Linked DNA regions of Mus musculus: regions 1, 3 and 4 are each linked to region 2. The links are chromatin loops, found by intact Hi-C in ENCODE. Cell type or tissue: heart. All regions are shown on one strand. Each heading gives the region's core, and the rest is flanking DNA. Links, peaks and the distances in the headings are about the cores only. Region 1 holds the start of Zfp386 (zinc finger protein 386 (Kruppel-like)). Region 2 holds the start of Ncapg2 (non-SMC condensin II complex, subunit G2). Region 3 holds the start of Esyt2 (extended synaptotagmin-like protein 2). Region 4 holds the start of Wdr60 (WD repeat domain 60).

Evidence for each region. Hi-C counts contacts between places; a loop is a spot of excess contacts. Peaks named below come from ENCODE experiments on the same cell type or tissue, not always from the same donor. Only the 100,000 strongest peaks of a DNase experiment are listed, where the experiment ranks them.
Region 1: a loop joins it to region 2, with 3 times the contacts of the local background. A loop is called at or near these places in 7 of 42 quality-filtered maps.
Region 3: it touches region 2 in a loop (2.5-fold over the local background); 17 of 42 quality-filtered maps call a loop at or near these places.
Region 4: a loop joins it to region 2, with 3 times the contacts of the local background. A loop is called at or near these places in 5 of 42 quality-filtered maps.

The regions. Positions count from the first base shown.
Region 1 is chr12:116,046,053-116,053,977 of GRCm38, reverse strand. Zfp386 (zinc finger protein 386 (Kruppel-like)) reads right to left here and starts at 6,254. Exons shown (of 3, transcript NM_019565.4): 1 at 6,112-6,254. The coding sequence starts at 6,120. In heart, for the core only: CTCF peaks have their summits at 4,070 (motif pointing left) and 5,891; a DNase peak (open chromatin) is centred at 6,317; H3K4me3 peaks cover 1,953 bases; H3K27ac peaks cover 1,808 bases.
Region 2 is chr12:116,400,710-116,408,634 of GRCm38, reverse strand. Ncapg2 (non-SMC condensin II complex, subunit G2) reads right to left here and starts at 3,199. Exons shown (of 29, transcript NM_133762.4): 1 at 3,174-3,199; 2 at 2,758-2,933; 3 at 1,325-1,437. The coding sequence starts at 1,402. It overlaps D430020J02Rik (RIKEN cDNA D430020J02 gene), which reads left to right and starts at 3,474. Exons shown (of 2, transcript NR_028421.1): 1 at 3,474-3,668; 2 at 3,992-6,688. In heart, for the core only: no CTCF peak of the experiment used is centred there; DNase peaks (open chromatin) are centred at 3,264, 4,184 and 4,434; H3K4me3 peaks cover 2,588 bases; H3K27ac peaks cover 1,846 bases.
Region 3 is chr12:116,276,331-116,284,255 of GRCm38, reverse strand. It overlaps Esyt2 (extended synaptotagmin-like protein 2), which reads right to left and starts at 3,034. Exons shown (of 22, transcript NM_028731.5): 1 at 2,584-3,034. The coding sequence starts at 2,913. In heart, for the core only: CTCF peaks have their summits at 3,013 and 3,647; DNase peaks (open chromatin) are centred at 2,235 and 3,105; H3K4me3 peaks cover 2,628 bases; H3K27ac peaks cover 2,364 bases; H3K27me3 peaks cover 560 bases.
Region 4 is chr12:116,260,833-116,268,613 of GRCm38, reverse strand. It overlaps Wdr60 (WD repeat domain 60), which reads left to right and starts at 5,589. Exons shown (of 22, transcript NM_146039.3): 1 at 5,589-5,763. The coding sequence starts at 5,749. In heart, for the core only: no CTCF peak of the experiment used is centred there; a DNase peak (open chromatin) is centred at 5,613; H3K4me3 peaks cover 1,160 bases; H3K27ac peaks cover 812 bases; H3K27me3 peaks cover 1,145 bases.

The sequences.
Region 1 (7,925 bases), core at 1,660-6,659, 360 kb after region 2:
AGTAGCCATAAATCCAAAACAATACACAATGGCTGTGTGTATTTCCCAGTGATACATAGTACATAAGGCCCTGGGTTCCTCCTGAGGACAGACTAAAACACACACACATGCACACGTTGATATACCAGTACCCTTAATCCAGATGTGGGGGCACACACTTTTAATCCTAGCAGTTGGTAGGTGGAGGTAGAAGGACATAAATCCAAGGCCACCCATAATGCCACAGAAGTCAACAGTGCAAACTGAACTATATTCTATTTGAGGACGATTCTGTTTTTTTTTTTTTAAATACTTTTAAAAATATAATACCACTGAGAATGTATTTAAGGGTGTCAAACTACAATCAAAGCTGTAGCTTTTTAGTCATTTTCTAACTATTTTGTATTATAAGGTCTAATTTGAACATACTTGGAAATGGATTTGTTTCTTTGGCTAAACGTAAGAGTGGTAAAGAATTGTGTATATGTGATATTGAGCAGGAATAAATATATTGCACCATGTCTATTTCATATTAGAAGAGGAAGTAGCTTAAGATAAAAACAAACAAAACCATACTAACCAGAAGTAAGAAAGGTAGAGAAACAAACATCTCCAAATTCTGAATATGGGGTTCCACTGCCCCTAACCAGAGACACGTTCTCCTAGGAATCTCTTGTCTTCCATCCCTGACGACTGATCGAATCATCTTCACGTATTTTAGAAATAATCTGAATTACCTCTGATGGAGACTATGGGGACCTGAGTGGAGGGACCACGGTTCTGCCTTCCATTTGATACTTTGTAAAGTACTCAATACCAACTCTGGAGATAAAAACAAATGACACACACACATACACACACACACACACACACACACACACACACACACACACACACACACACAATTTTAAAAAGAGAAAGGTAAAAGAGGAAGAGAGGGAAAACAGAAGCCTGTCTGCATGGAACAGCCTAGCAAAGCCAAGGTTACTTAAAGCAATGAATATAATGTATACGATCAGGAGGTGGATTGGTCTACGAGACCTGTTACTTTAGGAAGTGAGGTTTCTGTAGGTCACAATATGATGTGTAAAATAGAGGCTTCCTAGTTTCTTGTCTTGTGTGGCTCCATTTTGAGTGAAAAAAGCAAAATGACTGTGTGGCTCATCTGTTCGCTAACCACGAAGCAAAAACTAGTAACTGGTCATACAAGTAAAACAGCTTTCAACTATCAGTTTAATAAGGTAGACTGTAAACTATAGTGACCTGTGAGCATATTAAAGTTGTATCAGAAAAGTCAGGCCTGGGAACTAATTTAGAAGTCCAGATGAATCAACAACGTAACACACGCTCACCTGGAATCTATCGTAAGGACACCTGAGCACCCAGTTTATGTGTCAAGGAATCATGGAATAATCCCAGATTTCCCCTGGGTGTCATTTTCTATGGTCTTCCCTGTGAATGATCTCGATCCTTAGAAAAAGGGAGCAGAGCCTATGGTGGGGCTCTTGTGTTTCCTCAGCACTTCTACTTCTGGGTTCATTAATATCAAGCCGGACAGGCCAGCCACATGGGGGAAACTGAGGGAACAAGGAAGGCAAAAGGAGCCTCTCACCCTGGAGTCTGCTTGATGTCCACTCAGATAAAAGTCACAAATTACAACCTAACAGAGTCTGCTGTGAAAGCTGCTTTCATAGAGACAAAGTTCCCTTTATACTCGGATAGTTCAAATAAAATACTGAAACACCAATGGACAATGCTTAGGACCTAAATACAGCCAATCTCCAAATACAGCCTTCGCCCTTTTCCACATGTTATCTGAGAACTTCACAAAAGACTATTAACTGCAGTTTACATTAAAAACACTAATTATTCATGCATTCCTCACAAGCTATGTTAGCCAGGGCACAACAGGAACTGGCCTATGATCTTATTTAAGTTTTTCAGCAACCTTTTGAGGTGCAACTTCAGAACACACTGACATCTGTTTACTGTAAGGCAATTATTACAGACTGTAAAGAAGTCTATGTCCACACGTGGGTGTATCTTCCCCTTTTAGAGAACCTGTTTCTACTGACCTTCATGCTCCAGTTTATGTTATAACCTCTTCCTAACAAACTCCAAGTCTGGTACATACTGGCTCACCCTGAAATTCCTCTCTGTGATAAACAATCCCAGCTTTACCAGAGCAGGGGCTTCTTTTACAAGAACCATCATGAAACTGTTTACACCTGTGTACACCCACAGCTGCTAATATCTTCGCCTATAATGGCCTTTTAAATGTATCAGCTTTTTAACCTCTGACTGCAATAAGGCCTCTTTGAACTCTGTAGCCATTATATGATACACACGCGAGGGCGCGCGCGCACACACACACACACATAATTATAATGATAATGCATATTATAATAAAGATAATGCATATTATAATAAAAGAATCTGTGATTGCTAATGGCAGCTGTCAAGGAATATCTGACTGCCTGGTGGATAGCAGCTAATAGAACTAGCTTACTTTGTAAAAGTACTCAGTTTTGGAAACCTATGTATTCATGTTTCTGACAAACCACTTTCATGACACCAGGGAGAGGGAGCTTAATTTCTAGGGTTTCATTGGAACAAGCAGGAGATACTTGGGTATCAAGGCCATCCCCACACACATGGTACATTCTCAAGCGAACATATGTTTTATTAGTGTTTCTTCAGTTCTTCACAGACCTATAAGCCTAGATCAGAACACAGCTCAGACGATGGCTATACTGACAACAGAATCCTTTTTATACATACGGTACATAACACAATACAGTTTGCAAATGCTGTTGACAGCTAAGACCCCTATCTCACAAAGATAGATGTAACCAGAAAGGGAGTCCTCTAAGCTTATAAATCTACAGAGAAAAACCTACACTCCGCTTTAGTCTCCTGTTCTCATCCCTTGCACAAGTTCTCCAATGCTGCTCTCAGGTAACTATCAGTTCTTTCTCTGACATCAGCCCCAGGCCACGGAATGAATAGTATACAGAACTGACTGTGACTAGGAAGCTCATGGAAGAATTCAAGATTCCTGAACCGAGAAGCACAAGTTAGTAGGCGAAACAATAAAGTTTCGTGGTATGAAACAATTATCTCTTCCACTATAATACAAGACAGAGATAACCAGGACTAAGGTAACCCTGGTCAATCAGGCAAGAGAAGAAAGAGCAAAGAAACACATTAATCATTAGGTCTATCACAAAGACAATGTGGCTGCTCATATCCCTAAGAGATGGGATGAGATGGGGGCATCCTGAGACTCGATTCTGGGACTCTGCCTACCATATCCTCCTTCATCCCAGTTGCACAAGGCATGCAGGAGTGAAAGGTTAAGATGCCATGATCCAGCCTTTTACGTCCTGGACACACTTTGTGGAATGAGACTTCTCAGTGCCACAGCAGCTTTGCAGGTACCCATATTCCTATACACAAACCCAATGGATTCACTGGCTTCCAAAGCCAGGTTCAGTGGAGTCCCTGCTTTACTCTGAGCACGGTGCCCTAACTAGACTGATTACACTTTTGTTCATATCTGCCAAGGAGAAGAAATGCAACAAAGTTTGTAGGTTTTGAAAAAGCTTCAGGGTTTAAGTGAGGAAAGGACACACTTGGCTGTGACTCAGGCCCCCGATCTGTGTTAAGTCAGCTCTTGTGGACATCTGAATGCATTTACTTGCCACCGCTCACGTAGCTGAGTCTACTGGGTCACACACCTCACCGCCAACTTTGTGAGGTTGCATCTTTATTGCTTTGTGATGAGGTCTCACATGTAGACCAGACATGCCTTGAGTTCTAAATTTTCCTGTGCCTTACTCATTAATGGGCTTCTGGAAGCCTCAGTGTGAGTTCTAAACTCTCCAGGCCCTTTTCTCAAGTTGGCAACACGACTTGACTCCAGGCCTACCTATTGTTCCTAGAAGGAGCCTATGTGCATAGTGAAGGATCCAAGTTAACACCTTCCATTGGACTATATCCTGAACGTCGAGGCTCTGGGAGAAGGGGCAACTGAACGCATGTTACATCTTCTGGCTTAGATGGATGGGCAAGGTTTCTAAGGGCTACAACAGCACCACCTGCTGTTTACTCCAAGAAGAAGTTTTGCAGCACATCCTACCAGTGGCTACCTAACACGATGGATTCTAAGAACTTGGATTAGTGATTCAATACACAGGGAACAGGTGCCAGGCCAGCATTACGAATAAGTGTCCCATGAACCACAGAATCAACTGATCAGAGCTCACAGGGGCTCACAAAGACTGAAGTGACCATCAGGGAGCCTATAAAGGTCTGACCTAGGTCCTCTGCATATCTGTTATGATTGTGTAGCTTGCTGTTCTTGTAGAACTCCTAACAGTGGGAGCAGGGCCTGTCTCTGACTCTTCTGGGACCCCTTTCCCCCTACTGGGTTGCCCTCATCCAGCGCTGACATGTGCCTAGTCTTACTGTAACTTATTATGCTGTGTTCAGCTGATATTCCTGGGAGGCCTGCTCTTTTCTCAAGGGATGAGTGGATCTGGGAGAAAGGGAAAGTGGGGGTGGGCTGGGAGGAGGGAGGGAGGGGAACTGCAGATGGCATGTAATATGAGAGGAGAATTTAGAAAAAGAAGTACTCTGTAAACATCGGGTGTGTTTGAAAGGAAAGCTGGGCACAGAACTGTTTAAACTACAAATGCAGTGCAGCTATTTTTGAAAGCACGAAGCAGAATGACCATATAACCTAGCAGACACTAAGGGATTGAAGTCACAGTGTTGAAAAAAATGGCTACTCCACCATGTTGACTTCAATACTGTTCTTGGTCACCAAGACATGCATACAACAAACAAAAGGGCTTCTAAGGTCAGAGTCTACGAGCCTGAGGGCATCCAGCTGCTCCCTCACTGCACCTCGAAGCTCAGGCTGTTGTCTAAGGAGTGGGCACAGAGGTCAATGTGTGCTAGATAATAAGCACACAGCAGTTGTGGACACAAGGTGCCAGGCCCAAGTGCAGGAAATCACTAAAGCTGAGGGTGGGGGTCACGAAAGGGGAAAAACTCAACCGAAAAACATTGTGGGAAGGTATCTGTGGCTTAGAAGGCGAAAGGAGGAGCGTACAAAAACCAAATCAAAAGACTTAAACAAACAACCAGCCTGGGTGTTGAAAGGGTGAACTGTTAAGAAGCAAAAGACGCAAAATTTCTACAAAATGGTATTCTGAGGATATCTCACATGTATGACAGCAAATGTGATTAAATGCGCAGACCTGCAAAAGACTGGACCTAACAATACTTCCTTGTCCTCACCCCTCCCTGAGGATTTGTGGGCAGTGAACAGTTGGTAAGTGGTTGAGAGATATTTTCTAGTGTCCTGTTGCCACTAATTATATGCCCGGGCTCCTGTAATTAATCCCTCGGTAAATAACCCTAACGAAGTTCCTTGGCTTACCAAACGATAGACTTTTGTCTATCCTAGAGCAGCTAGGAAAGAAGGGAGTTATCGTGGGAGAGGGACAGGAAAGAAACAATGGAGGATATGTTCAAAATACATATGCATGTGTGAAAATGCCATAATGAAACTCATTAGGATGTATAATTAATATATACTGATACAAAAACTTAAAGAAAGCCAACGATAAAGCGCCATTCATTAAATCTTTAGAAAAACGATGTCAAAAGCCATCTGATTGAAATACATCACGGTAACCCATCAGTTGATATTGATTGGGAATGGCACACAGAGTTGCAGGGTGGGGAAAGAGTTTCGGATCTGACCTATTTCTGGTACATCCACCAGGCGCAAGGGGGAAACGGGAAAACTCTGGGAGGCGAGCGGGAGCCCCGCTGCTGTCCCGCAGGAACCTCCGCCACGGAGACTGGATTATCTGATGCTCCTTCAGGCCATCTCCCGCAGTCTGCTGGCTGCAGACACAGAGGCCGCTGCAAGGCAAAGGCCTGGTAGCAAAATCAGTGTTTGCTCTGCTCCTCCCTTCCGGGGCACCCGAGGACGCCAGGTCCGTGCAGCCGCCCAACTCCGCCCTAGGCCGAGCCGACCAGGCCCGCCCGGCGCCCCCTCGGAGCGCAGACTCCCGCCTACTCAACCCTCCGCGCAGCCTCGCGACCATTGCTCACCATCTCCATGGCTCTCCTGCATCTCCAGCACCCGTGATTTCGTAAGGGCCACCGGGGCTTCCAAAAGCTGGAAAACACGCTCACATTTTCCAACACAAAGGTCGCGTACGGGATGTGGACTCGCGATATTGTCAAGGCTCTGTGAACTTGATTGGCGGGTTCTCAGCCAATACTTTTCCAGCAAAGTGACTGCCATCACTCCCGCCCCGCCCTCCTGATCTTGATTGACATCAGATAGCACCAACCCACGGCCGAATGAGGTCCGAAAGGCAAGTTCTAGGATGAACCTGTTTTTGAGGCGGGCTTCGACGGATTTAGTTTCCAGGGCGACCTGTGGCTTTTCCTTCTTCGTTATGCCTTGCGACTCATCACTTGTACTTGTGTAATCATATGGTCCACAAGTCAGGGAACATAACGACAATTAATTTTATATTTCCTAGACCATGTTTGGACTCGGATCTCCTTCCTGGGTTTTGAGATAGGAAGCATTCCCAAGTCAGCAGTGTCCAGTACAAATGAGAGGTTCAGTTTAAACTATTCTAGTGTTCATTTTAAGAAATTTAAAGAGCGGTGTGTGCTAGAGCACGCTTCATATCCGAGTGCTGAACAGGCATTAACATGTTCAGGGGCCAGTGAGGATGTACCCTTCCCTCATAATCAGCTTGAAAGGAGACCCTTCTTTCCCTGGTAGCACTAATTTTTTTAGAAAAGGAAGCATCAAACGGATGTTACAAATGGCTTGGGATATCAGGATTGTACCTAATATGATGCTAGTAGAAAAGGGAAAAATTCTTGTGTTATGCTTGCTTAAAGATTTTATTTCATATAATACAGTTTCTAATGTGACAGTTATCAAGGGCCCTTCAAGATTAATGACACTTGCTAATATATTAGTGGAGAATTTAGTAATTGATGATCCAATTATGGACTATGGCTAGAAGGATGGTTTAGAAGATAGAAAGGGTTGATGTCTTTGGTCCTAAATTCTCTTGTAATTATAATGGAAATATTAACTGCAGTAGGATGCTGCTTGCTTGCTTGTTTTCTTCCTTCCTTTCTTTTGTCAGTGACCTTTTAAATTTTTTTTAAGATTTGTTCTTATTTTGTTTATTCTTTATTCTTCTATCATATATTTTACATCCCCATGGTAGTCCTCCCCCCAACTTCCCTTCTCCCCCATATCCAACTAGCCTCCTCCCCTCAGGGAAGAGCAGACCTCCCAGGGACCAAACACTGCATACAAGCTACAATAAGACTTCACTCACATCAAGGCTGTATGAGGCAATCCAGTAGGATGGAAAGGGTCCCACAGGTAGACAACAGTATCAGTGACAACTCCTGTTCTCACTGTTAGGAATTCCACAAGAGACCAAGCTACTCAACAATAACTGATATGCAGAAGACCTAGGTCAGATCCCTACATGCTCTCTGATCTCTGAGAGCCTCGACGAGCTCCAGTCAGTTGATTCTGTGGGCCATGTTCCTGTGGTATCCCTGATCCCTCTGGTTCCTCCGATCCTTCTTCCTCTTCCTCCACCTCCTCCCACAGCTCAGCCTAATGTTAGTCTGTGGGACTCTGCATCCATCAGCTGCTGGATGAAGTCTCCGGATGACAATTCCGCTAGGCTCAGGTCCCAGAAGACTCTGCAAATAGGACAAACTGTAGCTCTAAGGTTTTGTGATTGGGTTGGTGTTCCAATCCCTCCACTTGAGGTCTTGCCTGGTTACAGAAGATGGCGGGTTCAGGGTGTGGCCCCCATCACTAGGTCACTCTCATAGAATCCATGGCATTTCTGTTGCACTAAGTTTCCACC
Region 2 (7,925 bases), core at 1,204-6,203:
CTAAAGTAGACAGTTATACAGCTATAAATTATATTTTGCTCCTATAAACACTATTATGGTATGACCTGAGACAAGACCATTTATGAGATCATTTGTCTTATGAAGAAAAGTAGTTTTGTAAATGTTGCCAGCAATAAATTCATGATTAGACTCTTCCCTAATCTTGTGCCTTTGATTTTCACTGAATAATCTTAATCAAAATAGGTTGGGTTGGGCATGTTGGCTCAGGCCTCCTGCACAAAGGAGCAACTATCACAGCACTAGTGCAGAGCTCCACTCTACTCCACTCTAGTTCCTATACCATGCACTCTCACACAGTCCCAGAACAGAAGCCCCCACCTACAGCTAACGGCACCTTTCTATTTCTTGCCTAGACTGCTCTGACCTTCAAATATACTGTCAATCTGTCTCGTGGCCACCACCCTGGACATACGTATTAACAGTCATCTTTTCCCCACACCTAGGCTATTCTCTCACCACTATATCCAACCAAACTACACCGCTATCTATCCCTGCAGTTGAAGGCTTCCAACTTCCACCTAAAGCCAGTTTCAGTGATAAGCACAACACTCTCCGCCTACCTGGCCTGGTCCCTCAACCTGCTCTGTACAGGCAGGCAGACAAGCATTCAGAGGCCAATCTTTTCGCTGTCTTCTGTTCTAAGTTCCCCTCCACTCTGGCTCCTCTGTCTATACACTGGCCATTGTCTGCCCACTGGACAAACTCTGAACTTTCTAAAAGTTCTGCAGTCATATGCATGAGAAATGCTCTCTACAGTCTCCAGTATTTGAACAGTTGGTTCCCAGTTGGTGGCACTGTTTGGGGAGGTTTATAGTGCTAATGTCTTAAAGTTTGTTATGCATATGCTTGCAGTTGAGAATATGAGCTCTCAGCCTCCTGCTCCCGCTGGCATGCCTACCCATCATGATGGGCTTAGTCCTCTGGAACCATCAGCCAAAAATAAGGTCTTTTTGTTAAGTTGCTTTTGATCATGGTGTTTTATCCCAGCAACATAAAAGTAACTCAGCTTTTCATCATCCCTACTTTTTCCATTGTATCCATCACTGCACTCTGGACCTGCCAAAACTCTTCAGGTTAAAACACAGCCAGCCTTCTCCTAGTCTTAGGGAGTTCCTTCTGATCCATGGGCTCTTTGGATAACTTCTGTTTATCTTCTACTTTTTAACTCAGCCCCATTTCATTCTAAAGAATTTACCTAGCTTTTTAAAAATAAACATTCATTGAGAGAACTGTATTTTACTCGGTGACACGATTTTAGAACATCCAGGGTCAAACTACAATAAAAGTAAAACACATAACTTACATCAAGTTGAAGAAACTGCAGAAACTCTTCAACCAACTCCTTAGATACTGCTTGGATGAACGCCTCACGTTTTTCCATGACGGATGTGACTGTTCTAAGGGAGCCTTACAACCCTAGTAAGATACAATCAGACCAAAACGTAAATGTGCAAAATGTCCCGTAAGTTTTAATTTAATACAAACATTCAAGAAACTTTATACCACTACAGAAGACAGTTTATAACACTATGATACAAAACTGCAATAATCTGAAAAAAAATCTGATGATGTTATAAACAAAACATCTATGTGATCACCAATTATCAATGTAACTACAATGAAAGCAACAAGAAATTAAAACTGCCTCAGGAATCTTACTTTCTCTTACGTTTAGCCTTTTAGATGCTGGCTTGGGAAGAAAGACCTGACTTATGCAATAGGGTCAGGCTCATCTCCACATCTGAATTCTGCAGACTCCACTTCTAAAGTCCCATTCCTCCAAGAAGATCCCACCCAACAATTCTCTCTTGTTTTTCAAGAGAGAGACTTGGAAGTAAAACCACAAAAACAGCCCTGAGGTCACCTGGGAGCTTGTTAGGCAGTGCATCTGTGCCCCACTCCAGCACCCTCCCCTCCTCTGCACACCTACAGGATAATGAGAGCTCTGGGGACCTTGCTCATTCTTCTTCCTACATGTGATCTCCCAGGTAAAATGCCATCCTATTTTACCTTTACACCTGGTGCTACGATGACATACTCAAAACAAAAACCTAACAATACAGTTACAACAAATGATATTTGCAACAGGTCTTCTCATCTTAAGAATAAATTTGAAAATCTCTCATACCTTTAGAAATACAGCAATATGGAGAATTATTGGCATTAATTATAGAGTGTGAATCACAATAAATATGCATTCCTATTCTAAATTGAATAAAAGTAGAAAATAACCTCAATTTGACAACTCCTCATATTAGTAAATTTTAAATATAGCCACTTCATTCCCCGATTCAAATGGCTGAATTGTGAACCATAACTTTTTTGTGATGAATAAAATGGAGAGGGAAAGGTGGGTTGCCAGTATCACCACTTTACTAATTATGGTCACTTTGTTTACTTAAGTACATGTCTTTGGCAACTTAGTATGCCATATAATGTCTACATATGCTACTTACAAACCGTGACTCCGTATCTTGATTTTTCTCTTTCCTTAGTTCATAACTAAGTTGCTCCCTAGATCAGTCCTAGGTATAGGTTCGGGTTCCTCCCTTATGTCAGTGCAAGAATAAATCCAGCGTCTTCACCACCACGTCAGGCCCCAGTTAAGTGTCAACACTGCTGTCCTCCCTAGTCAGCTCCCCAGCCCCGTGCCAGGATCTTCCATGTCATTCTCTGGTCAGGGCTGGGGTTCTCGCTAGTCAACCCGGGTGCAGGTCTTTGGTACTACCTACTCACCCAGGCTCCTTCTCAGGGGTCTTCTCTAGTCAGACTCAGGTCTGCGTCCCCGGTCCTCCGTAGTCTGCATCAGGTCCTTGCCTGAGAGCCTCCCTACTGTGCGCAGGTCATTTTCCGGAGTCCTCGCCAGTCACACTCGGGCCCTCTCCCGGGGTCGTCCTAGTCTGAGGTCCTACCTAGTGAACCCGGGTTCCAGGCTGAGATCCTCCCTGGCGAGCCCCGCTTCTCGGTCTGGGATCCTTCCCAGTCAGCCGGGGGATCCCGCTCTGCCCTCCCGCAGCACCTCCCGCTCCACAAGCGCTCGAAACCGATGGCGGCCGCGGACGTGAGACCCGCGACGGTGTCCGCCGCCCAGCCGCGGTCGCCGGCCGCCGAGTCCTACTCACCTCCCACCCAACTCACCGCGCGGCGCTCACCTCACCACAGACCCATAGTTTCCCGCGCTCGGACCAGATTCAAACACACCCGCGTATACCCCGGACGCTCCCGCCCTCCACCCCGTCACCAGTCGCCGCTCTCACGAGATCTGACGCCGTCCCGGCCACGCCCATATCCCCCACAGCTCTGCAGCCAGGCTCCGCCCCCAAGGCCCAAGCACCGCCTCCTGGGCGTGACTCAGAGCCTCTGGCGGGAGTCTCTTTAGCGCGCTCACGGGATGCGCAGGCGCAGAGCTGCTGGCTGTGTTTCCCGCCCTCCGCCCACACACACCCACCTTCCTTGGGAGCGCTGCTGTTGCTTCTGTGTTCCTTGCCAGCTGCTCGGTGAGACGTCACGCTGATATCAGACGGAGGAGGGAGAGCAAGTCCGAGACTGCTCAAGTGGTAACCAAGAAGATTCTTGAAGAAATCCTGCCTCGGTTCGGGATCCCTAAGGTAATCGGCTCAGACAATGGGCCCGCATTTGTTGCCCAGGTAAGTCAGGAATTGGCCACACAATTGGGGACTAATTGGAAGTTTCTAAGTGTGCTTATAGGCCCCAGAGCTCAGGACAGGTAGAAAGAATGAGTAGGACTTTAAAAGAGACCCTTACTAAATTAGTCATGGAGACCGGCGGAAAGGACTGGGTGACTCTCCTTCCCTTTGCGCTCCTCAGGGTCCGAAACACTCCTGGACATTTCGGTCTTACCCCTTATGAGATTCTCTTTGGGGGACCGCCTCCCTTAACTGAGTCAGGTGGGATATTGGATCTTGGCACTGACTCATCCTCACCCTCTGCTCTTTTTGCTCACCTAAAGGCCCTAGAGGTTGTTAAAACACAGATCTGCAACCAGATCAGAGAAGCCTACACTCCGGGAACCATAGCAGTGCCTCACGGGTTCCAGGTTGGAGACTCAGTCTTGGTCAGACGACATCGCACTGGCACGCTTGAGCCCCGGTGGAAAGGACCGTATCTGGTGCTGTTGACCACCCCCACGGCAGTAAAAGTAGACGGGATCGCTGCTTGGATCCATGCCTCCCACGTCAAAAAGGCACCCAGCCAAGATGAAGACAACTGGATGGTGGCAGCCACTGACAATCCTCTTAAGCTTCGCTTGGGTCACAGGAGTCACCCTGGGCCTAAAGAACCACAACCCACACCAGCCTCTGACTCTAACTTGGCAAGTTCTCGGTCCTGATTCGGATCAGGTCTTGTTTACCACCTCCAAAACAGCGCCGCCAGGGACATGGTGGCCAGACCTAGCCTTCTGCCTCAAACAGATAATTCCAGCTGCTAGAAGCACTCCCCCTAATCTAGTAAGAAGCTATGGATTCTACTGCTGCCCAGAGCACAGCAAGTGGTCCTTATGCGGAGGGTCAGCCTCCTATTATTGTGGCCAATGGAATTGTGTTACTTCCAACGATGGTGATTGGAAATGGGCTAGTGGTCATGTTCCTGACAGGGCTGAGTTCTCTTTTCAGAACTCAGGGCCTGGAAAGCACACCGTAATGGAACTGTATAAAAGGGCTGACTGTCGCCCCGATGATTTAGACAGAGTACTGATCAAATTTACAGACACAGGAAAAAAATATGACATCAAGGCATGGATAAGGGGCATGCGGTGGGGATTAGTTTTTTATGACTATAGTGGAAAGCCTGGGTCATCAGTCATGGTTCGTTTGAGCCTCAGTAGCCCCCGACCCAACCAGTAGGACCTAACCCTGTTCTAGTTGAAAAGCCTTCGTTACTGCTTCCCAGGCCTACCATCCCTGGGTCTCCATCAGACTATCCGACCAAGGCTCACACTCCTTCCTTGGATCGGGTTCCAACCACTCCCATGCCCCCAGATACCAAGAATCGCCTATTTAGCCTAATACAAGGGGCATTCCTGGTCCTCAATCGTACTGATCCCAACATTACTCGGTCTTGCTGGCTGTGCTATGCCTCTAGCCCCCCTTATTATGAGGGAATTGCTCAGATGAGGATTTATAATAAAACTTCAGACCCCTCTCAATGCCCTTGGGGGGAAAACAGAAAGTTGACTCTGGCAGCAATCTCAGGAAGTGGACTTTGTTTAGGCCGGGTACCTCATGACAGACGGCACCTCTGTAATCAGACCCAGCACGTACAGCCTAGCGAAGGTGGTCAGTATCTAGTCGTCCCCCCCCCCCATAGACACAGTATGGGCTTGCAACACAGGTCTCCTTGTGTGTCTACTTCTGTTTTTAATGGTTCCAAAGATTTCTGCATTCTGGTTCAACTTGTTCCTAGACTCCTATACCATGATGATAGCTCCTTTGTAGATGAATTTGATCACCGGGTCCGCTGGAAGAGAGAACCCATCACCTTAACCTTAGCAGTACTTTTAGGACTAGGAATAGCGGCCGGAGTAGGTACAGGTACCGCTGCCTTGATTCAGACCCCCCAGTATTATGAAGAATTACGTACAGCTATGGATACTGATCTAGGAGCTATAGAACAGTCTATAACCAAATTAGAAGAATCTTTAACTTCCCTGTCAGAAGTAGTGCTGCAGAATAGGAAGGGACTAGACTTATTATTCCTCAAAGAAGGAGGACTCTGTGCAGCCCTAAAAGAAGAATGTTGTTTTTATGTTGATCATTCAGGAGTGATCAGGGATTCTATGGCCAAGCTCAGGGAATGCTTAGATATACGTAAAAAAGAGAGAGGAGAGGCAGGGATGGTTTGAAAGTTGATTTATTAAGTCTCCATGGTTTACCACCCTTCTCTCTACCCTAGCTGGGCCTTTAATAATTCTTATGCTCTTACTTATTTCGGGCCATGTATTCTCAATACAACGCCCCAGGTGTGTTGCTTAATGTAGCACATGACCTAACTGTTGAGTAAATTTATGGTTTTGGCCTTCCCCTATTTCCTCCCCAATCCTTCCCCCTTTTTTGTGGTTTTTGCCTTTATAAGCCTTAAGAGAGTTTCGGTCGGGGGTCGAACTCCTCTACCCCTGCCTGGTGGTGTGTGAGTCTCGACCCCAGCATGCTGGCCTGAGCTCTCGTTCCGTCTCGCTTTCCATAAAACTTCCTCGTGTGGTTACAGCAAGTCCAGTCTCAGTGTCTCGCTGGGTGCTCGCCTTCCCAAGACTTGAGTGAGGGTCTCCCTTTGGGGGTCTTTCATTATCACTTGGAAAGTCCCTTCAGAAATGGTTACTGAACTTCATGCTCCAAATGTCTAGAATGAGTTCTGTTGCCTGGATTGAATTTAAAAGATTTAGATGTTACCCCAGGGGAAGCCAGCCTTCCCGACATAGGACAGATGACTGTTTACTACTAAAGAAAAGCCAGCCATGAACTTTATATTTAAAGCGAAAGTATAGTCTCAACAGTTTAAAATGATGGTGGGGAGAGGGTACAGGTCAGTTAGGAATGGCCCCCCTTTTAGAGACATCCATTTGCACCCCCTGGACCACCTAATGGTGTCCTAGGGATGGCTATTTTGAACCCTAGAAAGGAATTGCAGGATAAAATCTCAGCCCTAAAACAACAAATAAAATTAGAGGAAGAGTCAGCTACAAGAATTAAAGCCTAAGAAGACATCTCAGGAGGGGAAAGCCACCAGAGAAAATCCCCCAGGACGTCAAGTTCCTCAACTCGGAGTCCAAAGACGGCCCCTGCCCTCTGGCTTTAGTTCAGCTTCAGATGGCCCAGAGGAGGGAGAGGCTGAGGCTTTCCCTGTATCAGAGATCACCGACGCTCAAGGGGTTGCTTGGAGACATCACACAGGGTTCAATTTCCAAATCATTATAGATTTTAAAAACGCAGTGTCACAATACGGTGCCACTGCTCCGTTTACTCTTGCAATTCTGGAATCTGCCACAGAGGAGTGGATGACTCCTGGGGATTGGAATACCCTAGTGAGAGCATTTCTTAGCGGTGGTGACCATCTTATCTGGAAATCAGAGAATCATGAGAATTGTAAAGAGATGGCTAGGAGGAATGCTCAGGCAGGCAATGCTTGGTCCTTTGATGCCTTAGTGGGAGAAGGGCAATTCGCTTCAAGTGATGGCCAGATGCAATATGACCCAGGTTTATTCGCTCAAATTCAAAAAAGGCTTGGCATAAACTCCCGGTAAAGGGAGACCCTGGTGCATCTTTGACAGCAGTCAAGGGCCTGATGAGCGATTTTCTGATTTTGTTCATTGATGACAACAGCAGGGAGGATTTTTTGGTAATGCAGAGGCAAGTATAGACTATGTGAAACAGCTTGTAGCCATTAGACCCTACAGGAAGAAGACAGACCTTACTGGGTACATCAGACTCTGACATAGGGCCCTCCTATCAACAGGGCTTGGCTATGCTGGCTGCCATGCAAGGACAGTCAGTAAGAGACTTCTTGGCAAGTAGAGACAAAAAGGCCCCTTTTTAAGTGTGAGAAGCCTGGACATTTTGCAAAAGATTGCAGGGCAGGAAACGAGTCAACTCTGAGACAGCCTGGGAAATAGGCTGGGAAACATTGCAAATGCAGAAAACATTGGGCTAATAAGTGTAGATCCAAGACAGATATACAAGGGAACATACTTTTCCCTAATCAGGGAAATAGGAGCAGGGACCAGCCCCAGACCCCGAACCAATACAAGCCAAAACAGGCTTATGGGGTGGTCAGCTTCATGCCAGCAAGCAACCACAATTCCTTTCAGAACTTGGTCAAGCAATCCCTTGAAGGGCAGGACTAGATTCTGCCACCCATATACAGTACTAACCCCAGAAGTGGGACCTCAG
Region 3 (7,925 bases), core at 1,230-6,229, 120 kb after region 2:
AAAGCTACATTCTCCTAAACTTTCACAAAAACAACAACAACAACAACAACAACAAAACACTGGGAAGAAAGTTATCCCTCTAAAGGTGTACACAATAAGAGAACATATCCAAAGAAACTGGATTGTTTTGGTTCTTAGTAATCCACACAATGAGTAAAAAAAATAACAACTTTCACCAAGCTAAGCAACAATGTACACAAGAGGTTGATGTTTCTATGCCATATGCCTACAGCCATAACATCAGTATACACTGGCAGTAGTAAAAACAGAAAAGAATCACACTTTATTCTACCAAGTTCTGAGTTTTCAAATGAAAATAAAAGTGCAGCATTGTCCCTATCCTCATGTCCACCTTAAATTTTCATTTTGCTAAATAAAATGAAAAAACTGTGGGTGAATTTATCTAACGGTGGAAATTGAAAGTTGGTACCATACTAGCTCATATCTTCTCATGTTTCTACTCCACAATGAGTCACAGTCATCAATGTACATTACAGTCTTTGGCATGTACATCACTTTCAAGACAACCTATCAAATCAACATCCAGAAACCCCAGGAACTAGATAAGCATGTTAGCACATATCTGTAGTCCCACCACTGTAGCTGAGGAAACCTTGTCTCCAAACAACCAACCCAAACAAACAAAACTCTGCACGGGGTTGTTAATGTAGTTCAGTGGTAGACCACTTTACTATTGCTATGGAAGCCTTAGGTCTGACCCTAATACTAAAAAACAAAAAACAATTAGAAACAAAAATAAAAACAAGAAAACTGACCAATTATCTTTTTATTCCATTAAAATTTTGGCTCATTATGGCAGCAACTGTATTTTATTTCCTTTGTGAAAACATTTGCACTTTGCAAACAGTGTTTTAAAAGCTAGTTTATATCAGTTGCTCAATAATTAAGTATTTTTGGAAGTCAGCACCACCCTGCTCCTGAAGACTTCAGTCTTACTTATGTTGTTTATTGGTCATTTAACTACTAGTTTTTAACCAGCTTTCTGGCAGCATTTAATTTAGTGTGGCAGAAACACAAGACACCACTACTGCATTCTACAGTATACCACTGTTTCTTGTTTGTTCTCACCTTAGCTACTCTAACTTCCTGTTTTTTTATATTCCTTTACTGCTAGCTAAATGGTATCTCATATCAGTTACTTTCATTTTCCAAAACACTCCTGTCCTATACATTCACTATGTATCTGCAGGTCTTTTAAGTTTCAAAAGTGCTTCACCATTACAGTTCTAACTTCAGTTGTTAACTGTCATCACGAAGCGCTACCTATTATGTTCCTCTTGGTTTAGGGAACTCTTCCTCTTTAATTCTTGTTTTTTGATACTTGTTCCACATAGTCCATGCCATATTTCACAGGTGTTTCCTAGCTGGAAAGGAGGAACATTCTCCAAGTTCTTTCTCCATTTAAATTCCTTCTTTCTACCTTTCAAAACTTACCACTACCTACTTCCACAGACATTTACATCAAGCCTAACATTGTGCAACATTTATCTTAAAATATGCACTATTTCCTTCTATCTGAAACTATGACACTAACTCTTTGCTAAGAAAGACAGTGAAGAGAAAAAGATGATAATGCCTTCTCCAATAGGTTCAAATACTCAATAAGTAAAAAGCAATTTTAGGAAAAAATAATCAATACCATAACTTATCATTACTGTTAACACTTTCAAAATCTCCCTCTATATATGTTAGATCCTGGATATTAAATGATCATATCAAAGTGCCTAGTCTTCCCTCTGGTATTTTAAACAATGAAACAAACATTTCAATTCTTCTAACATAAGCTTTTCAGGAACACTTCAATCGTGTTAGACACAACTAAGAAATGAATGAGTCTTCCTGATTTTTTTAATTAACTTCTCCCCATATTGGCTGTCACTACTTTTTAAATCAGAAAGGAGAATCTGGACGGTTCCAGGCCTGCAGCGCCATGCTTGCAAAAGGTTTACAGAATCGCTCTGGACAACTGAGATCTCATCGCCCACCAAGTGTGCTTCTGGGCGGTAGTCACTGCCAGCATGAGAGGAGGAAGAGGCCCAGCAACTAACAATGACCAGTTCTGCCAAGTTAGGAAGTATTCACTACCTGCGCACTTTGCTAGCGATGGGCGAGGAGGACTGAAAGCCAGGAAGAGGACTGAGAGCGGACACTCTCGGAGCAGATAATGACCAGGACACCTCGCCCAGGATGAGGGTGGGGACAGCAATAAGGACACCTGACTTAGGTGGGGGAGGCGGTGCGCTGACACAAGTGAGACTCGGACGCAGACCGTCGCTCAGAGCCGGGGTGGGCCACAGTGGCCAGAACTCCCGAGGAAAGCAGGTGGGCAGAGTGCTGACAGCAGACAGCAGTTTACAGCAGGAGAGGCAGACAGCAGTAAGGTCGCACACCTGACTCGGTCCGGGATCCTGGTTGTGCGGATCCCGGATCGGACGGAGATTCGGAACAAGCGGTGGCTGACACTTCACTCGGGCTGGGGCTTGAGTTCCCCACCCGTCACTGAGAAGGGGAGAAGGGTGGTGCGGACCTGACTCCGCTCAGGTCTGGGGGGGCAACACTCACCCAGGCGGGCAGGTCGCAGGCGCGCACTCCCAGGCGCACAGCTTGCTCCTCGTCCTCCAACAGCGCCAGCGCGCGGCACAGGCGGCTGGCCTTGAGGCCGCGGCTCCGGCGGCACCAGGCGAGCAGCCCGAGCGCCAGCAGCACCCAACTGAAGCTCAGCCCCAGGTAGCCCAGGGCGTACACCGGCAGCAGCAGCGCGAAGCTGCGCGCCAGCTGCCCCAGCAGCCCCGGCAAGTCCACACTCAGAGCGCTGCCCGGGGCCTCGGGCTCGGAGCGGCCCCCAGCCCGGCCAGGACCGGCCTCCGGCCCCTCGCCCCCCGCGCTACTCATCTCCAGCCGCGCTGAGCACTCCTCCCTGCCGAGGCGGGCGCGGCTCTCCCACGGACCGCAGGTCGCTCTAGCCCGCGCGCCAGCGCCCCACTGAGGGGGACCGCGGGCTCCACCGCTCCACTCCTCAAACGGGCGGGACTTGCCGTCATCACAGTGCGCAGGGCCCTCCCCCACCGAGGCCTCTCCCAGAGAGGGGCTTGCTCGGGCTGAGTGCGTGGTTTGGTGACGCAATCAGCATGCGCCCGACTCTTCCTCACTGGGATCCACTGTTCAGAGACAGCCGACCCTGAAAGAATCTAGGGCGGGGCGACGTGTCAGTCGCCAACCGGATCCCGCTCCCTCGTCCGCGCCCTCAGGAAAGATCCCCCGGCGGCGAATGGTCTGTGCCTGGTGTCATCGCGCGGTCGGACCCGCCTCTGCGCTGGGGTTGCTGTGCTGCTACTCTCCGGTCGTTACACCAAGAAGGGGCTGCAGGCGAAGCCATCACGCCAGGCAGGCCCCGCCCCTAACCTGTGAGGGCGGTTCGGTCTGCGCCCTCGGAGGGTGGGCGCCGCGCCAGGGGGACACACCCGGACTTGGCTCGCAGGGACGGCCGGAGAGGGAGGTGTGGCTTCCGCGGGTGTTGGAAGGGAGCAATGGCCCTGACTAGTGGGAAGGCTAGCGGGCTGAGTCCTTTCCAGCTTAGCGGAGAGCTCGGCGTTCGTCAGCCAACCTCTTGCCTGTCCTAGCTCCCTGGCGGAGAACTTGAACTTGCAGGTTCCTAGGGTGAGAGGATGGCTCCTGGGCCTGCCTCTGTGGAATGAGAACTTTGCGCCTGCTGCAGTAAAATTTACCTTGAGGCCTTACTGTGTGGTGGCGCCTCTGGGTCTAGTACTCCTTCAGGTCTGACTTCCCAAACAAAATGGCCCCAGTGAGCTTAGGAAAGCACAGTTGTCATGAAGATTTAAAAAAAAAAAAAAAAAAAAAAAAGGCAGCCAGGGTCCACCACCCCCTACCCCCGTCAAGGCCAAACTCTTAGGGGACATCTGAGGGGACATATGTGAAGCTTGCAAAAAAGAAAAAGGAAAAAAGGGAAGTAAGGAAAGGGAAGAGAAGAGAAAAAAAGACATCTGCTTTAAAGTTTGCTAAAGAGGAGCTGGAGAGATGGCCCAGCACCTGAGAACCCAATTCCTGAGTCAATTCCCAAAATCCACATCTGGCTGTTCACATGCACCTGTATCTAAAGCTCCATGGGATCTAATACCTCTGGTCTTCACAATCGCCTGTACACACACACACACACACACACACACACACAGAGGCATAATTTTTAAGAAAATTTTCCAGGAGGATAATTCCACGACTATGATTGTGGAATGTTGCAGATTCAGAGCCAAGTTATCCTGGGTCATACTTTGTTCCATTAGTAGCCATTCATTGCCCATCTCTTGTGTCTGATTTTATGCCACAATCCTTGTGATTCAAATATTAACCCACCACTACCTTGCACCAACACAAAGCTACCAGTGTCATCAGTATCTGAAACCTACAGAAAACAAAGTTCCCACTTTTCTGCAACCTGATGTTTTTGATTCACCAATGTATTTGAAAAAATAAATGCCTTGGTTTATGTAGTAAGTTCTGAATGAACAAATAAATGCAAATAAATAAATAAATGCAAAGTCACCTGTGGAAGATTTTCCCGTGAGTATGTGTGAATATGTATTACAGCATTTCAGAGACATGCCATGTTTGAAAGAGAGCAGTAGTCTGCTCGACAAAGGGCAATAAACCAAGCAAAGTGTCATAGAGTGCTATTGCTGTGGGGAGACTCCATGACCATGGCAACTTATAAAAGGAAACATTTAATTGGGGCTGGCCTACAGTTTCAGAGATTGAGTACATTATCATCATGGTAGGAAGCTCGGTGGCATGCAGGCAAATATGGCACTGTAGAAGCAGCTGTGAGATCCACATCCAGATCTGCCCACAGCAGGAAGAGAGAAGCCCTGGGCTCCTAATGGGTTTTTTGAAACCTCAATATCCACCCCCAGTGACACACTTCCTCCAGCAAGGCCAACCTCCCAGTCTTTCAAATAGTGCCCTTCCCTGGTGACCCAGGATTCAAATCTCTGATCCTACAGCGGGCATTCTTATTCAAACCACCTCACAAGAAGGGTATGTCCTTTTTTTCTTTCACTTTATTTTGTGTACTTCCACATGAAATTACATCATATAAACCATAAAAAAGCAAAAGAGCAAATGGCAACCCATTTTTCCCACATCAGAAGTTAACGCTCTGAATGCTGCTAAGTTCTAATAATGTCTAAATAAGGGATCCCAGGATGGAGAGATGTCTCAGTGATTAAGAGTGCTTGCTGACCTTCCAGAGGAACAGAGTTTGGTTCCCAGCAGCCACATTAGACAGCATACAAGAGGAATCCTAAGGAACACCCCTCCTTCTAAACCAGAACCCTGAAACAGGATCAAAGCTAGGAAGTCTAATGACGCTCACCTCTCACACACCCTGGAGCCCAGAGGCTACAAAAATAGACAAGCTGACTTATCTCCTGACTCACAGTTTTGGAAAACTGTCCAAAAAAACAGTTTCTGGGACAGGAGAAGCCATGCTCTTACCCCTCCCTACTCTTGATTGCAAAACCCCTCCCAGACTGAACTGTGCATTCTCTTACACCCTGGCCACTAGGTCTTGAGATCCAAACTCTCAGAGCAATAAAAGTCTGCTCTTGCCATTGAGGCTCCAGTCCATAGTTGTCTTAGGGTTTTACAGCTGTGAACAGACACTATGACCAAGGCAAGCCTTATAAAGAACAACATTCAATTGGTTCAGAGGTTCAATCCAGTATCATCACGGCAGGAATAAGGCAGCATCTAGGCAGGCATGGTGCAGGAGGAGCTGAGAGTTCTACATCTTCCATCTGAAGGATGTTAGCAGAATACTGTCCTCCAGGCAGCTAGAATGAGGGTCTTAAAGCCCACACCCACAGTGACACACCTACTCCACCAAAGCCATACCTCCAAATAGTGCACTCCCTGGACCAAGCATTTTCAAACCATGACACTATACATTAATTTAGGTGATGGAAAGACTAGTTTCTTATGCTTGTGTGGCAGCTGAGGTCTCTGTTTTGTTGCTGGTTGTCACCTTTATGTTCTTCCATGTTGCCACCTCCACAAGTCTTCTACAGTGTTGTGTTTTCCCCCTTATTTTTCAGGTATCTTTCTGACCTTTTAACATGTTAACTTCTTTTAAAGGCAGGCCCATGCAAAGATATTATTTTCTCTCATTCTCCAACCATTCAGTTAACGTGTGTGTGTGTGTGTGTGTGTGTGTGTGTGTGTGTGTGTGTGTGTGTGTGTGTGTGAACTCACAAACTTAAAACCCATGATGAGCCGGGTGTGGTGGCACACACCTTTAATCCCAGCACTCAGGAGGGAGAGGCAGGCTGATTTCTGAGTTCGAGGCCAGCCTGGTCTACAGAGTGAGTTCCAGGACAGCCAGGGCTATACAGAGAAACCCTGTCTTGAAAAACCAAAAAAAAAAAAAAAAAAAGATGATTCTCCTGCTGCAATGTCTAAAGTGCTGCTCATCATATTCACCTACTCTGCCTACACTCATGGGAAGGGAAGCAAAAAGAAGATGGTGAAGAGAGTAGCGCTTCACCTACTAGCCTCTTCATTGGTACAGAAAAAAAGAAGAGTGTCAGCTGGCTTACTGAAACTAAGAAAGTGTTTAATCATGGTTTACTATCAATGAAAAATGACATAAATTTATAAAGAGAGCCACAATTTTGGCATCTCCAATTTTCTTCTTCCCTAACTGTCGTAATTCCAATAATAACATAAAATAACAATAATGTAATGATATTCATATCATTTATTTTGTGTCTTGTTTGTGCCAGGAATTATACTTTATACTTTACATAATGTACTGGGAATGATGGTTACAAGCTTAAAGTGTGGGACCATGGTACTTACAAAGTGAAAACATGTAAAAAGAGTTAGTGAACAGAATGTTCTTCAGAGATAGAGATGCAACAGGCAAATTTTCAGAGAATTGATCTTGAAAAGGGATGGGATTTTTTTTTTTGTAACAGATGAAGGAAGTTACTTGGTTTTATCTAGTGCTCCGGTTTGTGTGGCATTCATATCTGTAGAGCCAAGCAGGCTTCTCATTATCTTGTCAAGCAGTACACGTTACAGTATCAGTTGTCATTCTTTAGACTGGTCATCTGGGATGAGGTGCCATGCCTCATTAGGAACTAGGCTCCAAATGTTTACATGAGATGTCAGGAATCCCTGGGACCCAGTGATGTAAAACAATTGACATCTCATGCTCAAAGTGTGTAGTTTTTTGCTTTTTGTCTCTTCTCCCCTACAAATGAACATAAGTCATTAACAGAGGATGGAAGTATTGTCTTTATTCTGTAGCTACATTAAAGCTGAGTGGGCCCTTATTGACATGGGTGATCTGTTGCAAAATTGATGACCATAACACATGAAAGGGTTAAATGGCATTTTGGAGAGTGGAGAGAGTGGTTATTGTGAGAGCCTGAGAGCCAGATTGTGGCATCTTATGAAGATCAAGAGGTTCTTGGTGGTAGAAGGAGGGGGCTGATGTTGAAGTTATGGTTTCGATTATGGAGACAGTACTATTTGGAACTTAATGATTTCTATAATCTGAAAAATACAACTCATCCTACAATATTAAGTAATTGTATTAGCTGCTTTTCAATTGATGTGACGCATCATTGCCAAGGAAACTTCTAAAATAAATCATCTATTTGGGCTTATGGTTTCAGAAAATTAGATTTCATGATGGCAGAGGAAAGGCATGGCAATACGAACAGCTGAGAGCTTGCCTCTTGATCAACAAGCAGGGGGCAGAGAGAAGAGCCTGACCAGGTTTTCTGAAACCTAAAAGCCTGTCCTCAGTTCTCTCTCTCTCTCTCTCTCTCTCTCTCTCTCTCTCTCTCTCTCTCTCTCTCTCTCTCTCGTTCTCATCCCCATTG
Region 4 (7,781 bases), core at 2,782-7,781, 140 kb after region 2:
TTTAAAAAATGTTTAAAAAAATAAAGAGAGGTGTAACATGGGTTAGTCAGAGCTTGCCATTAGTTCTAGAGAGGAGGCTGAAGCAGAGAACCAGAGACTGTGCTTGGGATGGGGATAGTTGATTCAGGGTTGATAAGGGATATTCTTTTTGTCCCTTTCACGTGGAGGGCAAATGTGAGAGCCTGCATGGTCTCATGGTTCTGTTAGTTCTCAGAGGGACTTCTTTTTGTTGAGCAACTAACTCATGGTCTAGGAGCAGAGCTGGGGCAGATGCCCACTTTCAGGTTTAATTTGACCCAGCTCCTTAGCTATGATTGGCCTTTTTTTCTTTCTTCCTTCCTTCCTTTTCTTTCTTTCTTTTTTGTTTTTGTTTTTGTTCGTTTGTTTTTGAGGCAGGGTTTCTCTGTGTAGCCCTGTCTGTCCTGGAAGTCATTTTGTAGACTAGGCTGGCCTTGAACTCAGAAATCTGCCTGCCTCTGCCTCCCAAGTCCTGGGAATAAAGGCGTGTGCCACCACTGCCCAGTGAGATTGGCTCTTCTTTTGTCTTTTCCTTCCTTCCTTCCTTCCTTCCTTCCTTCCTTCCTTCCTTCCTTCCTTCCTTCCTTCCTTCCTTTCTTTTTCTTCCTTCCTTCCTTTCTTTCTCTTTCTTTTTTAGATTTATTTATTTATTTATTTTATAGTACACTGTTGCTGTCTTCAGACACACTAGAAGAGGGCATCTCAGATTCCATTACATAAGGTTGTGAGCTACCATGTGATTGCTGGGAATTGAACTCAGGACCTGTGGCAAAGCAGCCAATACTCTTAACCGCTGAGCCATCTCTCCAGCCCGAGATTGGCCTTTCTTCATGAGGTAGAGAGACGAATTGTTGTTTTTAGTACGTGCCCACTTTACAGATTGAGCGTGGCCCTAGCAGAGGCATATATAGCCTGATAGCTTTTCAAATTCTTGACTGACCTGTCCTGGTTTACCACAATAATAGCAGGAATCACTCATCCCAAAACTAGGTTAGTTTCCTTAGACTGAACCAGATGGCTGCCACACGAAATCCTAGGAGTTCCTGAGTTAGGAAGAGAATAACTTTGTGTTAAGCTTTCAGCTTTATCTTTTTACTTGTGCAATGCGGCCCTTCTGGCTTTTGAGGTCTCCTCTGGGTTATTAAAGGCTTTCAGGGCCATGTTAAATAAGGGTGAAAAGGATTCTTATGGTCTCTGATATATTTTTCAAGTTTAAGTCTAATGTCTGGAGTGGGTTGGTCTATATGACAGATAGTATGGCTTGGCCTTCCTGACACTCAGAATCTATTCAATTATACTCATTTGTGTTTTTCAAGTAGCCTAGGTTGAAATACAGCAGGATTCGTGGAAGTTCCCTGTGTTATTTCCCACAATTTGTTTTGTTACTAGGTTAATACTGACCTTTTTGAGACTCTCTAATAGGCTAATAACCAGGAAGTTCCAAAGTATCCTTTCATAATGTCCTATGTCAGTGGCATTTATGAGCAGTGAAGCTCTGTATCAAGAGACCTTGGCCTGTTTGTAACTGAATTGTGAGCATGAGTCTCATCAGCTCAGATATATGCTAAAGACTGAGTATGAGATTGAAATGACCTCACAGGTAAAGCAGATCGGGCCAGTTATACTCACAAATGAGTATAATTGTGGTATAAGTACCACAATTTGTCACAAAGGAAAACACTTTTTTTTTAAGTGAGAAAGTAAGGATAACATTTAGACTGATCGATTTCTGAAAGCATATCTAGGAGTGAGTCAGAAGCAATAGAAAGAATGAGACTTTTCATGTGTCGCATCCCCCAGATGCTCTTTGAAGGCAACAGAGGCCCCTGTTGTCAAGGATGAGACCTGCTCTGAACTGGTGTGACTCTTAAGAATTAGAGATCCTCTCAATTTGAGAAGGGGAGCCTGGTTTCAGTTCAGAGCCAAATATACCTTGTTGATCAGGCTGGATTGACCTTGAAGGAAAAATACAAACTGAAACTATGAATTAAGTAATGAGGAACTGGCCACAGGCTGGGGCAATCATACCATGCCAGAGAAAGAAAAATCCTAGATACCCCTCAGACCAGTCTAGCTGGAGGGAGAAACAACATTCCTAAATAGTGTGAACCACTAGGTTTTCTCCTCGCTGCCCCAGAGTGGTAGCAAATGCTAGGACAGGGAAAATGAATGAGAGAGGAGAAGATAGAGTTCTTAAAAGTATTTGTTGATTCATCCTGAGTGAGCTACTGTTTGCAGCCATGCATATTGACAGTGAAAGAGATCCCAGAAAGAAAGTCAGAGTGGCCTTTTACCCTTAGGGACTAACAGTGGTCATTCTATTTATTTATTTATTTATTTATTTATTTATTTATTTATTTATTTATTTTCTACTGCCTTTAGGTTTCAATAAAGAGTGATTTTAGCCAAGATCTTTCCATTGCAATTTTTCTAAGAATCTCACAGCAAATACCATTGACAGGGAAAACACATGCTCTAAATCCCGGTGCAGCTATAGTGGCTCCTGCTTTCTTTCACCTTACTAGATTATACTCCCAATCAAGACATCTTCAGAGCTACCCCATTTATTTCACACACCAAATGAGAAAGGGGACATTTTCCTATACCCTTTTAGTATAATCTGAGAGTCCCTGAAATGATGTATATGGATAATGCCGAGACAGTTATTTGCTCAGTCTCCCTTGAGGAGCCTCTCCCGCACTTGCGTGTGTCTTACTTTCTTCTGAGTGCCTCTCTTCACCTTGACCCTTGTGCTTAAGCCTATATTAAAATCTCTGCTTTACTATGTTGGCTATTCCTGAAACTATTTTCATCACTGAAGCCATGAATTTCAATTTAGCCTGAGTTGGGGATCTCTAAAAGTCTGGAACACCTAGGCTGCTGAGGTGGCAGTGTGGAGCTATGAGACTGATGACAGTGTTTGGCAACAGGTATTTGGGCTCCACAGTCAACCTAACTTACTGCTTGAGAGTTTTTTTTTTTTTTTGTTCAGTTTTGATAGGGATCATGCACAAGTAAAGTGCAGCTACATTGCTGTTAACAGTTCTGGGCTTTGAGTGTTAGAGACTCAGCTTGTAGTGTCAGCACTCTCCAAAGCAGATAAGGGTTAGCACCTCTCTCAACAGCTTCTCAGAGAACTTGGAAGCGCTCTGTTCTCTTACTGTTCTCAAGAGATAGCAGCCCTTTTTGTTACTGACTCTCAATATAATTCTCTCAGCCTGCTCTAGACATTTAAGTAAGAAAAGTAAAACTGTGGGAAAGCAGCTTTATTAAGATTTATGCTGCAGCACAGTACAATATACTACGCTGCTGAGAGTAGCAAGTGTGATGGAGGCTTGTCTGGACTGACCTGAGGAGAGTGAGTGAGAACAGAGCTGCCTGTGCAGACAATAAGGGAAGACATGGGCATACATGCAGTCTCCTTTCTGCTGCTGAAGGAGTCTCTAGCAGAGGGTTGCCCATCTTCCTAGGCATGCTGGGCCTGATGCTTGTTCTGTCTGAGTATCAGAGTGGAACATTCAGAGTGGCTGTAGAGGTAGGGGAGTGATATCAATTCAGGAAAGTTTCAGGGCACCCGAAGCTGCTGTAGCCATCGTAAAGACTCCTGAACTGAACTAGTCACAGGGCATCAGATATAGCCAAGGTCTTGAGTAGTCCTCTGGAATAGCTCTTGAGGCATATCTGGCAGCCTGGCTATGCTCCAGTGTGGCAGCTATCTCCAGTAGCTAAGCCTAGAGAAAGGGTGACTCAGTCCAGCCTTTCCACTAGCCTAAGTAGTTCCAACTATCAAAGGTGGAAAGAAGAAAAGGAAGTGTACACCCTGGGGAAGGGTAGGATACTGATGCTGTTCTGTCTCATTGCCGCTTTGTATAAATACCTAGCTTATGTTAACAATATAGGTAGTCTTTATGGAACACCAATATACAAAGACATCCTGCCAATGCCACATGTGACTTTAAAGCCTAGAGAGATGTGAGAGAAAGGTACTGAGTTTTGTAACAAAGTTGGTTTTCACTGTGAAATAAAAAGGCTTTGTTTGTATCCATAATAATGTGAAATTATAAATTAGTGTATAATCTAATTAGGGACATGGAAATTAAAAATGAAGACTATACACAAAAGAGAACGGAGGATAGCAACAAGTACATAAGTTATAAACTTTGAATTAAATCTGTAGGAAAGTGGTGCTGGACCAACACAGGAATGTTTGGGAAGAGTGAATGGACAGGGTGAAGGATCCATCTCCCAGGCAGGCCATGCATCTGAACAGTGTGTGAATATTTAGGCGACTGCAGTGAGCAGAGAGTGGTGTTCCTTACTCGATCCTTCCCCTTCATTACCTGACTTTATTCTTTCCCCATGAACCTATCCCAACATCCAACTATAGCACCTGTCTCCCATTTGAATGCTTTGTAGCTTCACATTAAGAAGTTTTGTGTCATGACATTCAATACCCTTCACAAATTTGCACACACCTCCCTTTTCATCTCTAGCCATCTCTCCAGTCATGAAATCCAGACCCTTTGTTACAGGTGTGCTCTGCTCATTAAAGAAGCTTCTAATCACATGTGGGCTTTGGGTACTTGGGAGGTGGCTAGTCTTGACATATTCTGTAAGTAAAGAATTTTGAAGACACTACAAGTTTTTAAAAATACGTTAATACTTCAAATATATACTGCACGTTAAAGTGATAACAGTTTATGCCTGTCTCTGGTAAAATATACTATTAAATTTAACCTTTTTCAACTTTTGAAAATGTAGCTCCTGGGGTTGGGGAGATAGCTCCGTAGATAAAGCATTTGTCATGCAAGCACGCAGACCAGGGTCTGGATCACCATCACCCACGTAAAAGTCAGATGGGGCAGCCTGCTTCTAACCTCAGTGCTCATGAGGCAGAAATGGCCATAGGCAAGAACCAGTAAAATTCTGTAAGAACTGGACCAAAATAAACCACAGCCAACACCAAGATTACCTTCCCTCTAAGAAATGTACTGGATTAGTAGAAACAAAGATAATAGACCTTAAGCAAAGATGAAAGACTTAATGTATGTTAGTACCTTTTGTATGACAAGGATTTGGCTTAGTGACCTTTGTGTGGTGTTAAGTGAGTGGAAAGTCAAATTCTAACGTGGGTTACAGTAATATGTAACTTAGAAAAGTGTGCGAATAGTAAACTTCTCATCTGCAGAAAAAGCTCAGAATGCTAACATACGATCTAGATACTTCCTAAGTATCGCTAGGCAGACAGCCTAGTCTTGAACTCACAAAGATCCTTCTGCCTTGTCTCCATTGTAATAGAATTAACTAAAGGTGTGCGCTGCCGCAGTTGGCCACAAATGATTTTCATGAAAAGACAGTCTATAGGGTGTGAGTTGAGGAGGCAAAGCCTTGTTCAAGTATAAAGCTCAATCACCGTTTCCTTCCCATCTCTCGTTGTCAACTGTGAGGGTCAAAGAAGGATCAGACAAAGAAACTCAAGACATAAGAAAAGGCTCCTGCGTGTTTGCAGAAAACACGGGCGCGCAGGCGCGCGTGCTGGGGACGGCCGCGGGGCATGCTGGGCCAGCGCCTTCGGCCCGTTGCTAGGAGGCGGGGACGCCGGCCCTCCTGGGACCCAAGTCGCAGCAGGCCTGGCTGGCTGGTAGAGCTGAGCGACGGCGGGTTTATCTTCCTCCGGTGGCCCGCGCCTGCTGGGCCGAGGACACGCGGCTGTCCCGGCCTCGAGGAGCGATGGAGCCTGGGAAGGTCGGTGCGCCGCGGGGCCCAGCCTGGTCCGGCCCGCGCCCCCATTACCCCCCTCTTTCTTGGCAATGGAGATCGGGTTCCTCCTGGGCCTGCACTTAGGAGAGAGCTGGAGGCGGAGTTTGGGTCGAGGTCTCAGCTCTGCTGTTGCCTCTCACTTCTTAGCTCCAGGTGCGGTTTGTGGAGGAGTTTCTGGACTCATCCAGAGGCGAGGCTGAGTGTCAACTTCAGGAAGGCACAGGACTCCTGAAAAAAAAGTGCCGCAAGGTGAAACATGAGTCTCGTTAAGGTAGAAGGTTGTTGACTTTAACTTTGGTAGGTCGTTTATATCAAAAATCCATCTCTTAGGTTTTCCGGTTTGGTGCAATACAGGTTTTTAAAGTATGTCCTTATGGCCCTATTAACAACTCATGATAAATCCTATGAATTACCTTAGCGTCTATTATAAAGGACCCTTGTCTGCTTTAATTAATTTAGGTCTTCTCTTTCCATCTTTTAGTTTACTGGGTAAAAGTTTGCCCATTTTGTTGATCTTTCTGAAAGAGTCAGCTCTTTAGTTTCATTGATTCTTCGTACTGGTTTGTGTTGTTACAGTTTCTTTGATTTCAGTCCTGAGTTTGATTTTTTTTTTTTTGTGCCATCTACTCTTTTGGGGTTATTATTTCTTCTTGTTTTTCTAGGGCTTTCAGGTGCATCATGAAATTACCAATATAAAACCTCTCTAGTTTTTTGGTGGAGACACTTGGTGCTATGAACTTTCGTCTTACAAACTGTGTTCATTGTGCCCTGTAGGTTTGGCTATGTTGAATTTTTATTCAGTTTTAAAAAGTTTATTTTCCTCTGTGATTTTTGTTTTGACTCAATTTTCATTCAGTAGTAAGTTGTTCAGTGTCCATGAGTTTGTTTGGTATTGTTGATATTCAGCTTTACTCCATGGTGGTCAGATAGGATTCAGGGTGCTATTTCAGTTTTCTTATATGTATTGAGGCTTGCCTTGTGTTCTAATATGTGATCATGAGCTTTGGAAAAGAAAGAATATTCTTTAGAGTTTGGGTGGGATATTTGTGTGTGTGTTTGTCTGTCAATTTGACTTACGATATTTTTTGTTTGTTTTGTTTTTTCATTTGCTTTTTTAAACTCCAGCAACTTCTCTGTTTAGTTTTTTTTTTTTGGATGACCTGTCTGGATGGAAGTCAGGTATTGAAGCCATGCACTACCACTGTGGTTTTTATCTGTAGTAGTGTTTCTTTTATGAACATAGGCACTCTTGTGTCTGGTGCATAAATGTTTAGAACTGCCATTGTTGTGTTTTATAAAAAAGAAAAAGAAGCCAGGGATATGTTTGGTAGGGGTGCGGTGTGGTGTGGGGGAAGAGTGTCCCTCTGCAGGCCCATGCTGAGGCATCCCTTCCCCCTGAGGTAAAGGTATAGTATAGAATAGAGTTTACTTAGGGCATGGTGAGGGGAGTTAGGAAAGAGAGGGAGAGGGGGGAGAGGGGGAGGGGGAGAGGGAGAGAGCAGCCATTAACAGGTGGCAAGAGAGGAAGGAAGGGAATGGGGAGAGAAGGGACAGAGGATAAGCAGTTAAGAGGGCAAGAGGAGAGAAGAGAGTGAGGAGGGGTAAGCCGCCTCTTTTACAGTGAGTCAGGCACACCTGGCTGTTGCCAGGTAACTATGGGGTACAACCTAGAAGAAATGCTAACGCAATATTATTTTTTTCCTTTTGATAGATTTTTTCCCCCTTGAGGAGTATATAATGTCCTTTTCTATCTCTTCTGGTTAGTTTTGGCTTGAACTCTCCTTTGCCACATACTAATATGGCGACACCTGCTTTTTTCGTGGGCCGATTTGCTTGGAATACCTTTTCTAGCCTTTTTAAATCCCTAAGGTAATGTCTGTCATTCATGGTGAGGTTTGTTTCTTGGATGCAGCAGAAAGATGGGCCCTGTTTTCTAATCCAGTCTACTAGTCTATGTCTCTTTATTGGGTAATTGAGACTACTGATGTTGAGAGTTCTTAATG